Regions from separate parts of the Homo sapiens genome. Here region 1 is linked to region 2. Evidence: read pairs that join two places in POLR2A ChIA-PET (ENCODE). Cell type or tissue: OCI-LY7. All regions are shown on one strand. Each heading gives the region's core, and the rest is flanking DNA. Links, peaks and the distances in the headings are about the cores only.

Region 1 (6,653 bases), core at 1,571-4,070, 86 kb after region 2:
ACATCTGTAATCCTAGCACTTTGGGAGGCCAAGGCAGGAGAATCTTTTGTGCTCACGAGTTCAAGACCAGCCTGGGTAACATAGCAAGACTATGTCTCTATTAAAAAAAAGGAAAGAAAGAAAAGTTTCCTTTGTAAACCCACAATAACCTAATCTGCCAAAAATTTCATCTCTAAGAACACTACTAAGTACAATTTGTGACATATTGCCAATTCCACTGTTATAAAAAATCACTCAGTAAGCTGATTTTAAGTACTGACAATAAGTAAAGAGTAATGCACTTTGTTTCATATCCATTACCAAGTACCTAGTTTTTTGTTTGTTTGTTTGTTTTGAGATGGGGTCTCACACTGTCACCCAGGCTGGAGTGCAGTGGCGCGATCTTGGCTCACTGCAACCTCCACCTCCCAGGTTCAACCAGTTCTCCTGTCTCAGCCTCCCGAGTAGCTGGGACTACAGGCGCCTGTAACCATCAAGTACCCAGTTTTTAAATATCTCCTGGATTGGACACATATCTAACATAATATTTTCATATGGTATTGGTATTTAATATAATACGGTAATTCCATATTATTTTCATTTACTGTATACCACTTTGGACTTACATTTTTTGTTGTTGTTGTTGAGATGGGTTCTCACTCTGTTGCCCAAGCTGGAGTGCAGTGGCGTCATTACAGCCCACTGAAGCCTCAAACTCCCAGGTCAAGCCATCCTCCCACCTCAGCCTCCCAAGTAGCTGGGACAAGTGCACACCACCACACCAGGCCAATTTACTTTTATTTTATTATTATTTTTTATGAAACAGGGCCTCACCATGTTGCCCAGGCTGGTCTCAAATTCCTGGCCTCAAGAAATCCTCCCACCTTGGCCTCCCAAAGTGCTGGGATTACAGGTGTGAGCCACTGTGCCCAGCCCTTAAATTTTTTAAGTAACTTTTTAATTAAAAAAAAAACTTTTAATTTTGGATGCAAAAACCAGATTTCAATTAGACTGAAAAAATAACCTCATTCAGAATCACTAGGGATAAAAGTATTTTGATGAGTTATATAGTAATATTAATTAATAAAGTTATACACAGATTACTTTTCAAACAATCTATATATATTATAAATAAATTATAATTATTGTTTCATTATTGCATCTTTTTTTTAGTGATCCAAAAGGCCTTGGTGTCATCCTTATGATTTTTTTTTTTTTTGAGACAGGGTCTTGCTCTGTTGCCCAGGCTGTGGCATGCTCATGTCAGTGCAGTGGCATGCTCATGGCTCACGGTAGCCTCGACCTCCCAGGCTCAAGCCATCTTCCTACCTCAGCCTTCCAAGTAGCTGTTACTACAGGCATGTGCTACCACACCTGGCTAATTTTTGTAGTTTTTGTAGAGTCAGGGTTTTACCATGTTGCCCAGGCTGGTCTTGAAGTCCCAGGCTCAAGCAATCTGCCCGCCTCAGCCTCCCAAAGTGCTAGGATTACAGGCGTGAGCCACCACTCCTGGCCTCATCCTTATAATTTCTAATTATCATAAATATACCAGTTAATATGGAGCTAAATTTAATAAAGGCTAAATAGCAGAGTACATTCTATGGCCTTGTGATGTGTAGGGTCTCTTTTCAAAATAATTAATGAATCCTTAGGACAAAAGACATTTATTGAGCACCTACTATAGGCAAGTTTCTGTGTTAATCACTCAGTTCTTCTCATACATGGTCTGGAACTATAGCTTGACATATGAGCCAATTATCATTGGACATCTATCTAGGCCAGGTGCAGTGGCTCACTCCTGTAATCCCAGCACTTGGGAAGGTTGAGGCGGAAGGATCACTTGTGGCCAAGAATTCAAGACCAACCTGACCAACATAGTGAGACCCCCATTTCTACAAAAAATGAAAGATAATAAATCAGCAGGTCATGGCGGTTTGTACAATAAATTACCAGGTTATGGTGGTGGATGCCTGTAGTCCTAGCTACTCAGAAGGTTGAGGCAGGAGGATCGTCTGAGCCTAGGAGTTTGTGGTAGCCTGGGCAACAGAGCAAGGACTATCTCTTTAAAAATAATAATAAAAAAAAAAAACTGGATGTCTGATAAAAGATCTACCAATAATCAATAATCTTTTAGTCCTAAATAAGTGTAAGTATATACATTTATATATGAATGAAAAGTTTATAACAATGTATTTTTAAAGTATCACTTGAAAGCGTATGCTATTTTTATGGCATCATCTATATCTTACTGACTGAGAAAACAAATTTCTGCTCATATTCAATGGATATTTTAATGGACTAATTGCGATCCTGAAATCTGCTTATGTAAATTTAACAGTTAAAATTTGGCTTTACACAAAAAAGAATGAAATCATATCCTTTGCAACAACATGGATGCAGCTGGAGGCCATTATTCTTAGTGAATTAACACAGAAACAGAAAACCAAATACCGCATGTTCTCACTTATGACGGGGAGCTAAACACTGGGTACACATGGACTGTTATGAATTAATGTGACCCCCAAATTAGACACTGATGACCCCAAAATGGGGAAGGGTGGGAGGAGGGCAAGGGTTGAAAAACTACCTATAGGACACTATGCTCATTATTTGGGTGACAGGATCAATAGAAGCCCAATCCTCAGCATCACATAATATACTTATGTAAGAAACCTGCACATGTACCCCCTAAATCTAATTTTGTTAAAATTGGCTTTAAGTGACAGTCTAGCAAAAAATATCCAATAACATTTTTGTTTTCCAAGCTTTCTTTTTCAATTATACAGTTTAAGTGCTTAAAAAATTACTGAGCTTTATCAAAGAATTACTAGCCCCAATCTCCTACTTTAAAAATTTATTTAAATAAAATGCATCACAATAAACATAATAAAAAGTACTTTTTCAGCACTATTTTAATTGAATGCAACAAATTCTGAGGGCCTTCTATGAACCAGAAACTGTCCTTCGCATTCAGTGTACAAAAACAAGACACAGTCTCTGTTCTCCAGAAGCTTAAAGACCAGAGGGGGAATAAACACCTACATCAATAAATAATTTCAACACAATGTGGTAGAAGTATACACAGAAAGGAGAGGCCCTTAGCTGAGGTGAAGGAACATGAGAGACTGGGTAGGGGTGATCACCAGAAGGCACTAGGAGGAGGTCATCAGAAGAAGGTCATCAGAGAGCCTTCATGGCGATGATGCCTGAGCAGAGTCTTGAAAGATGAGTAGGCATAAGCAAGTAGAGAATGGGTGAACATAATAGCAAAGACATGGAAGCATGAAATAGCATACTGGATTAAAGGAAGTACAAACAGGAATTTTGAAAAATTATGTTCTACCAGGACGCCACGGCCTTTCTGTGGCTTTTGTTTCTTAAAACCTTCGCATTTCATCCTCCATACGCTCACAATGGAGGGCAAACAGATTCCATCATCTACAGGCTTTATCTCTGTTAATCTCAGCCATCCAGAACATGGAAAGGGACCTGAAACAAAACCCTACTACCACAAAATCTATGTGGTAAGAAATATAAGCTGACATCAAGAAGGAGACAAAAATTGTACAATATCCTAGGTATGTTTGGTGTAGGGGCATTCAGCTCAAAACCCCTGTGAGAATATATTATGGAATAATATATGATCTGATGGTGAGAACAGTAACTCAGAGTTGCCGAGATAAACTTATCTCTTATGTACCTTGCTTATAAAGCAGGGAGCTGTGTAATAAATATACTTAGAAAAATCTTTACTCAATATTGTTAAAAATAAAAATGTTTTACATTAAATAAGAAGTCTGCCATTACCTGTGAAATTCATGTTTGTGAACCACCTCATTTCCCGACCATAACAGACAGAAGAGATGTTATAGTACAAATAATAAAATTTAGTGATTCATAAACAGTCTTTGGGTAGAAAATATTTAAGGTCACAGATTGTGAGAAAATTAAAAAGTTATAGCTTCTGATTTTAGTATATTCATTAAATCTTCATTTCTACAAGATTTCTATTTCAAAAGCTTATTCATCTGACATCTTCATACATAGAAAGTCTCAATAAATTAATTAAAAGATAAATGAATTTGTTAAATGACTTTATATGCTGAAGGAATGATATACAGTATTGCATTGTACAATAAACTGTTATGAATCAATGTGACCCCCAAATTGGGCAGAAAATAAAGGTATTCCATGAAGTATTCTACTTTCTTACATTGCCAAGAGAGGTATACACTATAGACCAAATCTCTAATCTAGACTGAGATCAAAACCACAAGATGATATAAAAATTTTTTAAATATCAAAAACATGGGCCAGATTAGTCTATTTTGGGTAGCTATAATGAACCAGATATTTTACCACATCAAATACTCTATACGCAAGGACCTGACATTAAAATAGCCAAATTCATATAATTAACCTCTTTTTAAAATTTAAATGTTAAAGTTTTTTCATTAAGCATAATCTATACTATCTATCTCCATGGACCTATAGATTTAATCTAATCATGTAAACACAACTTTAAAAAGTTATTGATCTACATTCTCTTTCCATTTATAGTCTACACACTCTAAATTAAATTCTACACAAGTTTTCATTCTTTTCTTCTTAAGGGAGTCTTCAGGCTTATTAAACATCTGTGTTAGTACACCAATAACCTAAGATATGCTATTTAGTTTCTTTATTGCACATTAAATAAATGAATTTGGAAGTATTAACATTTATAGAGAAATACTCCAGTTTCTATGGATTTACATGATTCTGTACATTATCCTTGATACGTGGTATGGTTACGGCTAGGAAAAATAGTGTTGGAGTACTGATTTATAATTTCATAAAAACAAATTAATCATTTGTAATAATTAAAGCATATGAGCTTTTCAAAAATTATTTTTCCCATAGTATACAACAGCCCAACTTTTTTTCCTTGTTATTGGCCAATAAAACCTTTGTTAAAAATTACACTTCAATAAACCATTATTTAAATGTTAAAAATGCAAAATTTTTAAAGTTTTCAAGCCCTAATTAAAAAAATTAAAAGCATAAAGTTTTTGATATTTTAACAACTTTATATACTCTAGAAATAAAGCTGCCAAAGATCAGTTCATTGTTAATTAGAGATTCTTCCATTATTATGAAGAAAATACCCACGATCTTCATATTTATCAAAGTAACATTTTAGTTAGGTGTCAATATCTCATTTTTAATAGAATGAAATTCTGAATTTCTTAATCCCACCATCCCCCCCCGAGTTGAGATGCATTTGCCATTTTCAAGGTTTTAGAAACACTTGTTGAAAAGACCATTGAAGAGTTTACAGTAGCAGTGTGAAATTTTAGGTATCCCAAGGAAGTACAGAATGAAAAATGTTTGAGAAGCAAGGATAGTGTTACGACTTTCAAAATTAATTCATATGAAACTCCTAATGTGAACCTGATTTTTTGCGCTGGGTAAAGAAGACTCATTAGAAGATCGAGTTCCAAGGGAACTGCAAATGCCAACCGCTTTAAAATGTACCTTTCCCATATGACACCATTTACCCTTGGAAGAAAACAAGTTACTCAGATTAGTCTAATTCCAATAAACACTGAGGCCATGAAGGAAAAAATATCCAAAAGGGTTGATTATTCCACCCCAGATTTGCAGCCATTTCAGGGACACCCCTTAAGTGCTCTTCCTCTGCAGATGTAGGGTAGACCCCCCATGTCTGACAACTCTTTAGAAATAAAATTGCGAAGAAGTTATCACTTTCCAAAGGGCGGGGGAAGGACAAGTGAGAGACGTTAAGAGAACCGACGCGCTTTGTCCTCTGAAATACCTCATATTTACTTTTGACAAAAGAAGTAAATAGAAGCAAAACTGAGATTCAGAAGAAACTCTTTCTACTGCTTGCACAGGTTAAGTTTCTCAAAGACCCCGGAGAAAAGAAGCGGGCTGGAGGCTCACCTTCCATGTCGCTGCCGGGCCGGGCTGGAGCTGCCGCTGTGGCTACTCGGCCTCTCCACGTGCTCCTGCCGTCGCCTGGACTCAGCGCGCAGCTGGCGGGAGATTCCCGGCGCGGGGAGTCCCCGGGATCCGGCAGCCGCGTCGGCGCAGACTGAAAAGGGCAGGAGCCGGCGACCTGCCGGTGCGCGGGGTTACAGCGGCGCTGGCTGGCGGCGGCTTTAAAGGACGCTGGCCGCGGAGTGCCGCGGGTTCCGCGCCTCCAGCCCCCTTTCGAATGTCAAACCCAAGGAACCCCGACAGGATGGAAATGTCGCATCACTAAATTGTCTCAAAATGTCTATTTTAGAAGGATAATGGATGAGAAAAGTGACATCACACGGAGGGTCGGGGGTCAGCCTTGCTTTCTTGGCAAGCTGAAGTTCAAAGACGTTTATCTTAAATTGAGGAAGATCTGGAACTTTTTGTCTAGATTCAGTGATAACAGCCGTGGAAAGTATCAATGAGAACCCCCTTCTTTCAAAGTATTTTTTTTTCCTTCCTCACTTTTTCATTTCACATGGTAAAAGTTTTTGGTCCAAGTTTTCAGACAGTTGGAAAGGATTTTGGCACTTCTATCAATTCAACTTTTTAATTTTTGGAAGCATTTATCTCACTTTTGTTTTCCCTCTGGGAACTGCTTGATTTATTTGCCACCACTCACGCAATACTACCCACTCTATATAAATAGA
Region 2 (6,653 bases), core at 2,818-5,317:
AGGGGGCTTAGTGGCAGCAACTGCTTTTTCCACATGGACCAGCACATGCACTCAAGAAGTATATGCTGTGCAGAGTTGTTATGATATCTATAAAGTGCTTAGCAGTGCCAGGCATGTGTAAGCACTCTATTCCCATTATTTGCTTAGCACCATGGTTAGGTGATTTGAGGAATACAACAAAATTGCAATCCACTAGAGGAGATGCAGCATGTACATCATTTCATGACAAATCAGTATCCTTAATGCTACATGGTAGAACAAAACATAGAGTAGCCAAGAGAGTGGAAAGAGAAAACTGAATTACTTCTCAAATATGCCACACTTAATATGGGGCAAAGATTCATCTATTCTTTAAAGTCTCCTTGAAATCAGAGGTGGTGGTAGTGACGGTGGTGGAGACAGTCATATCTATAATAAGAAGCAGACTAGTAAACTCGCCTGGAGTGCAGAGGGAGGATGGAGCAGAGAGAGAACACAGGGGTGTGGGAATGTGGACAATGTGTGCTTCTTTTTATTTTTTATTTTTGAGACAAGGTCTCACTCTGTTGCTCAGGTGGGATTGCAGTGGCGTGATCACAGCTCACTGCAGCCTCAACCTCCTGGGCTCAAGTGATACTCCCACCTCAGCCCCCTAAGTAGCTGGGACCACAGGCCCATGCCACCACACCTGGCTAGGTTTTTGATTTTTTTTTTTTTTTCAGAGACAGAGTTTCACTATGTTGCTTGGGCCGGTCTCAAATTCCTGAGCTCAAGTGATCCTCCCACCTTGGTCTCCTAAAGTGCTGGGATTACAGGCATGAGGCACTGTGCCTGGCCTACAATGTGTATTTTAAGGGCAGATGTGAGGGAGGCCATTCAGACAAGAGTGAGATATTACACAGAAGAGGGAGGAGGAGTTCATTGTGGCTGAAGTAAAGGACTGGTTGGCTGAAATGATAAAATTAGAAGAGGTAAGTTGAAGACAGATTGTGGAGGGCTCAGAAGGCCTGACTGAATGGTTTAGATTTGATTCCACTGGGAGCCATTGAAAGGTTTTTTTGAAGAGGGGGGCAAAATGATCGAACCTTTAGAAAAATAACAGAAATCCAATATTTAGAGTCACCATGATGGGGTAAGGTGAAATATTCAGGTCTTAAGTCTTAAAGTTCTTCAAGTCACTTAAATGTGTTTGCTGCTGCGTCATATAATTTCCCACAAGTGTTATCCCTCACTCTTACTATCAGCACACATCCAAAAGCAAATGAACAAAAAAGGCAGGAAAATAGAATATCCAACCATCATCATGGCTCTGATCTCAACCTAAGTGAAACTAACACTTCTTGCAGGAGGTGGAAAACAGAGGGGAGCCAGAGAACAAGAAGAAACAGGAAGGAGGAAAGAACAGAGAGAGCTGTGGGGGTGGCACTGGGGAAAGCTGAGCTGGAGACCACATTTGGTTGCTGCAGAAGTCTTTGTCCTCTGTGAGACACTGGGAAGTGCTGTGTGGATGTCATCTGTTCTCATGGAGTCACCAGGGAAGACTGTTCTTTTCTAAAGAGAATCACCCTTGAGGGAGAACAATTGCCCTTCTTCAAGGGTTTTTTTCCTCCTATCAATTTTCTTTTTTGTTTTTGAAACAGAGTCTTGCTCTGTTGCCCAAGCTGGTGCGATCTCGGCTTACTGCAACTTCTGCTTCCTGGGTTCAAGTGATTCTTGTGCCTCAGCCTCCCAAATAGTTGGGATTACAGGCACCCACCACCACACCTGGCTAATTTTTGTATTTTTAGTAGAGATAGGGTTTCACCATATTGGCCCGGCTGGTCTTGAACTCCTGACCTCAAGTGATCCACCTGCTTAGGACTCCCAAAGTGGGGAATTACAGGTGTGAGCCACTGCACCTGGCCTCTCCCACCAACTTTCAATGACCAGACTCCTTGCTGTCCAAAGCCCCGCGCATGACATGCACTGCTCTTGGTCACCTCCTGGGGAAGGAAGGGCCTGGACTGCAGTGCCTTATAGGCCGAGGTCTGGCGCTGCTCTGTCACCTGCCAGCTGTGTCACTCCACCTCTCTGATCCTCCTTCCTTCCATGGTAAAAGAGCCTCACTGGTGGTTCCTAATAGCCCAAAAATACTATGACATTGTAATGCTTACAGGATTATGGACATCAGGCCTTTGGGAAGGGGTTGGAAAAATACTTTTTTTTCTCTTAGAAACAGGTATTAAAACTGCTTCCTGTTGCTGTTAACCAAAGCAGGCAATTTCTCATTAGTTACTTCACAGGGAGATCCGATGGTTTGTTGAAGTGTCAAAACCTCATTAACATGTTTACCACAGGTGAGTGAGATCTTTTTTTCATGTTCTTTTCGTTATGAAAACTTCCTTTAATAAAGTAATACATAAAACTTTTAAAATAAGGAGATGCTATGGTAACCACTTTGGTCTGAATAACATCTGTTTTTTTGGGAAAGAATAAAAATCAGGAGAAATATGCAGAAATGTAGTCATTTTTCTTCTGCATCCAAGAGAGAAATCCATTTTGAGCCAAGTATTTGAGGATGGCCTAGTTTGAAGTGTAGTCAAACAAGTTTATAACAGGAGAACAAGATTCAGAGAAAGGAAATCCCCTAAAGGACAGTATGTGCAAAGGAAGGTCTTCTTGTCCTTTGAAAAGAACAACTTAAACAGAATTATTCTGACAATGTAAAGATGGTGATTCCTGATGGACGTGTGTCCATTTTTTTTTTTCCCATTTGAAACAAAGACATACAAAATTTCTTGGAGAATTAGAAAAAAAAATATTTTTCTCCAACTTGAGAGCATGTTTGTGTCTCAAAATACATTTAGACTTGATCCAATCTGTCCCTCTTCCCCAGTTCATCTCTAATGGATGCAAAATGCTCCCTACTGGTAATTATCGCCAGCCCGCCTGAGATAGCAGCGGGCTGACCTGATGGTCTATTTTCACCTTTACCCTCACAGTTCAAGAGGTCAGGGAAGTCAAGGCTGGTCTGAGTGCTGTGCAACTGTCAGCAAGGATTAAAGGGAATGACTCACTCTTCCTTCACACCTTACCCATTGCCATTACCCTGGCAGCTGAATCTTCAAAAAACAGTGCCTTGGAGAGGAAATATAGGAGAAAGGAGAGAAGAGGAGAAGAGAAGGGAGGAGAGGAGGGAAGAGGAGGGGAGGGAACAAGAGGACAAGAGAGGAGAGGTGAGGTGAGGCGAGGCAAGGCGAGGGGAGATGGAGAGAAAACAGTAGCCCCATGTTTTACATCACTTCATCTCATACACTGCACAGTGTCACAAATAATGTTCCTTTCTCCCTCCGTTGACATTACTATTTTCTATCACAAAGGTTGATTCAATTAAATAATTTAAGGGGTTTCTTTTATTTTTAATTTTTAAAAACCTTTCAAACAAAAGTTTAGGATATAAGTTAATGCAAGAAGATTAGAACAGTGCCCAAAACAAGAATACCATATATATGACAGGAACTCTTAACCTTCTGTATGATGAATGAATGGACAAAAAAGTGAGTGAACAAGTAGTACTGCCCTAAGTAAAACACATGAATGTCGGGCTAATGCGACTGTGTTTTAGATTCTCAGATTTATACCATCTTCCTAAAACAAAAAAGACTCTAAAAACCTAGGATATGGTTTATAGCATAAACACCACATCTGTATAGCCTTGAGAAAAAGGCTATCTGAAGTTACGCACATGGGCTTTCTAAACACACAGTGGTATCAATAATTGCTGCCTTTTATTTCTTTTCTAATTAATCTCACAGACTTGTACATGGGAGGAGACTTCCTGGTCACTTCATCACCTATTCAGTCTCCTCATTTCACAGATGAGTAAAGAGAGGCCCAGAAAGGTTCTGTGATTGGTCTAAACACACAGTTAAGAAATGACAGAGCTAGGATCAGAACCTGGGTCTTTTAGCTTCTAATCCAGTACTCTTCTTATTGCACTACAACACAACTTACGAAAAAAAAAAAAAATTCCCCCAGTTATTCTGGGCCCTGAAGCCCTGAAGTTGCTACCTCAATCAAGAGCTAACTCTACTAGGTTTCTGATTCCAGCACAGAGAGAATGTGATGGTTCAGAAGATGAGAGAAATCAACACCTACAAGATCAGCATCTCTCACAAGTCTGGAAGTAGTGAAGTGAAAATCCTCTGGTTGCAATTGTAGCAAACAAACGAAATAGATCCCCGAGGCAACAGGCAAAATGGCATGAATTTGCACATATGAAACATGCTATATTTTTGAACCCATGAAATACCAAAGCAACTTTTATTATATTAAGTAGGGCTTTAGTTCAACTATAGGTTTAGGGCAACCGAAAATACTAGGGACTGTCTCTCAAATTTTAGTTGTCTTACACCAAAATGCATTGACCACAACTGGATTGAAATTAAGTCACAGCTGGGCGCAGTGGCTCACGCCTGTAATCCCAGCACTTTGGGAGGCCAAGGCGGGTGGATCACCTGAGGTCGGGAGTTCAAGACCAGCCTGACCAACATGGAGAAACCCTGTCTCTACTAAAAATACAAAATTAGCCAGGCATGGTGGTGCATGCCTGTAATCCCAGCTACTCAGGAGGCTGAGGCAGGAAAATCGCTTGAACCCAGGAGGCAGAGGTTGCGGTGAGCCGAGATCGCGCCATTGCACCCCAGCCTGGGCGACAAGAGTGAAACTCTGTCTCAAAAAAAAAAAAAAAAGAAAGAAAGAAAGAAATGAAGTCGCTTTACATTTTTTTCTTGCCCAGCTCTCCCTATGATGTCCCTCCTCTTGTCGGCTTCAGCCATTTCTAGAGTCAAAGCTTTCTCCAGACCAGCCTGGGCAACATGAGGAGACTCTATCTCTACAAAAAGTTTAAAAATTAGCTGAGCCTGGTGGTGCGTGCCCATAGTTCCAGCTACTTGGGAGGCTGGGGTAGGAGGATTTCTTGAGCCCAGGTGTTTGAGGCTGTGATTGCACCACAGCACGCCAGCCTAGGCAGTACAGTGAGACCCCGTCTCAAAACAAACCAACAAACAAAACCCATAACTTTCTCCAAACTAAAATACACTCAGAATAATAAGGCAAGCTTTCTTTTGTACTCCAGTCAGAACCTCTTCACATAAGTAAAGCCCAAAAGATATATGGGAATATTTGTAGACAATGTCTTAAACTCACCATTTGTTTACTGTGCCTAAACTCTAAATGGAAGTCACTACATGCTCCCCTGACATGTCTCACCAAGGGGAGGGAGGACAGCAAGGAGGAGGGGATCTCCCTAAACTGAAATATACCAACTTTTCTCTGACACAATTTGTTCTTAAAGTGACTAAAAGTGCACAAAAACCTTTCAGCTAGTCAAAATAAAATAAGTAGGCAGAAATACCAAATTAGGTAATTTTGAAATATATGGGTTCTTTCAATATACCTCTATAATTCACATAGACTGTTTGCTTGTCAAAACATTATCTATACCAGAATCAAATTTAGTCAGATTTAAAAACCAGGCAGGCAACTTATTATCTGTAAGAGCTATTGAGAAGAATAAATACAAAAGGACTGAAATAAAAAATCAACAGCGGCAAGCAGCTTTGGAAAAAGAGGCTGAGACAGGTTTCTAAAATATTACTGATGTTGAGGGAGGTCTATTTTCATGTGATAACTATTTTTGTTCAATATCACCAACTTTCAATTTATAGCAAAACTGATACATTCAATTTCAGCTGTCTACTTCACAAATACAAATCTATTTCAAATATCATGGTCACATTTATGTAAACATCTGGGAGAGTTCAGCAAAATGTCTCTGCCATTTGGAAGTCCTAACACTTCAATGAACATAATTATTTCATACCCATCTCATTCTGCTGTATTTTTTGACAATGTGAAAACCAATGGCATAAAAATGAACTCCAGTAAGACAAATGATTAAATCAAACCTTGTTATTTAAATCTATGTTTGCCCAACCACTTTCCCTTAAAGCCAATTCTCAAATTCAAGAAAATATGGCAATATGTTTTAGAGCATGAAAAAAGTTTGAGCATGCTAACGAACCAACTTGTAAAATATAATTACAAAAGATTACAAAAATGCTATCTTGAACATCTTACTGGTATAAATTGCATAAACTCTCTCATGCAACATATGTCATTCAGAGTAAAGAGGAAGGAACAGGATTTTAAACATCACATCCATTTAGGAAATTGGATATCAACTACTCCCATCTCCTGTCATGATGATGCTTTAGTTAATATCTTTTATTCTATTTTCCAGAGCTATCAGAATGAACCATGAAGAATAAAAGTACACAATGAAAAACTAATTATTTTAACAGAGGTTAAGCTAGGAAAGGCCTTGTGTAGCAAGCATCCTATGTTATTTCATTCAAACTATCTGCTAACAACAGCAGGAAAAAGGTTTGTATTCTTACCAATGAATTTCTGAGGCATTGAGCTTTTTCGTTTTGCCACATTGCTTGCTAATCTGTCCAGTACGAGAGCTCTTTCACTTCCCATCTCTGCTTTGATGTGTCTTGCCTCCGCACTTGCTAGTTTGGAAAAATGTAAAAAGAAGAGAGAAAAGAACACATTGGTACATGGGGAGAAAAGGAAATAAACTGGAAGGAGAAGTGTCCGAAGTTGGATGCACACTCTATTGTTGTTAC

What was found. Peaks named below come from ENCODE experiments on the same cell type or tissue, not always from the same donor. Only the 100,000 strongest peaks of a DNase experiment are listed, where the experiment ranks them.
Region 1: POLR2A ChIA-PET joins it to region 2 with 59 read pairs; 11 of 35 experiments call an interaction of 5 or more read pairs at or near these places.

Annotation. Positions count from the first base shown.
Region 1 is chr17:39,858,195-39,864,847 of GRCh38, forward strand. It overlaps IKZF3 (IKAROS family zinc finger 3), which reads right to left and starts at 6,118. Exons shown (of 8, transcript NM_012481.5): 1 at 5,926-6,118. The coding sequence starts at 5,932. RefSeq lists enhancers at 3,222-3,381, 5,740-5,859, 5,870-5,959. In OCI-LY7, for the core only: no CTCF peak of the experiment used is centred there; a DNase peak (open chromatin) is centred at 3,117; H3K4me3 peaks cover 2,212 bases; H3K27ac peaks cover 2,332 bases.
Region 2 is chr17:39,771,232-39,777,884 of GRCh38, forward strand. It overlaps IKZF3 (IKAROS family zinc finger 3), which reads right to left. Exons shown (of 8, transcript NM_012481.5): 7 at 6,420-6,536. Among named protein-coding and RNA genes, the nearest start is that of GRB7, 37 kb to the left of the region's middle. RefSeq lists an enhancer at 1,431-1,490. In OCI-LY7, for the core only: no CTCF peak of the experiment used is centred there; DNase peaks (open chromatin) are centred at 4,140, 4,895 and 5,201; H3K4me3 peaks cover 2,500 bases; H3K27ac peaks cover 2,500 bases.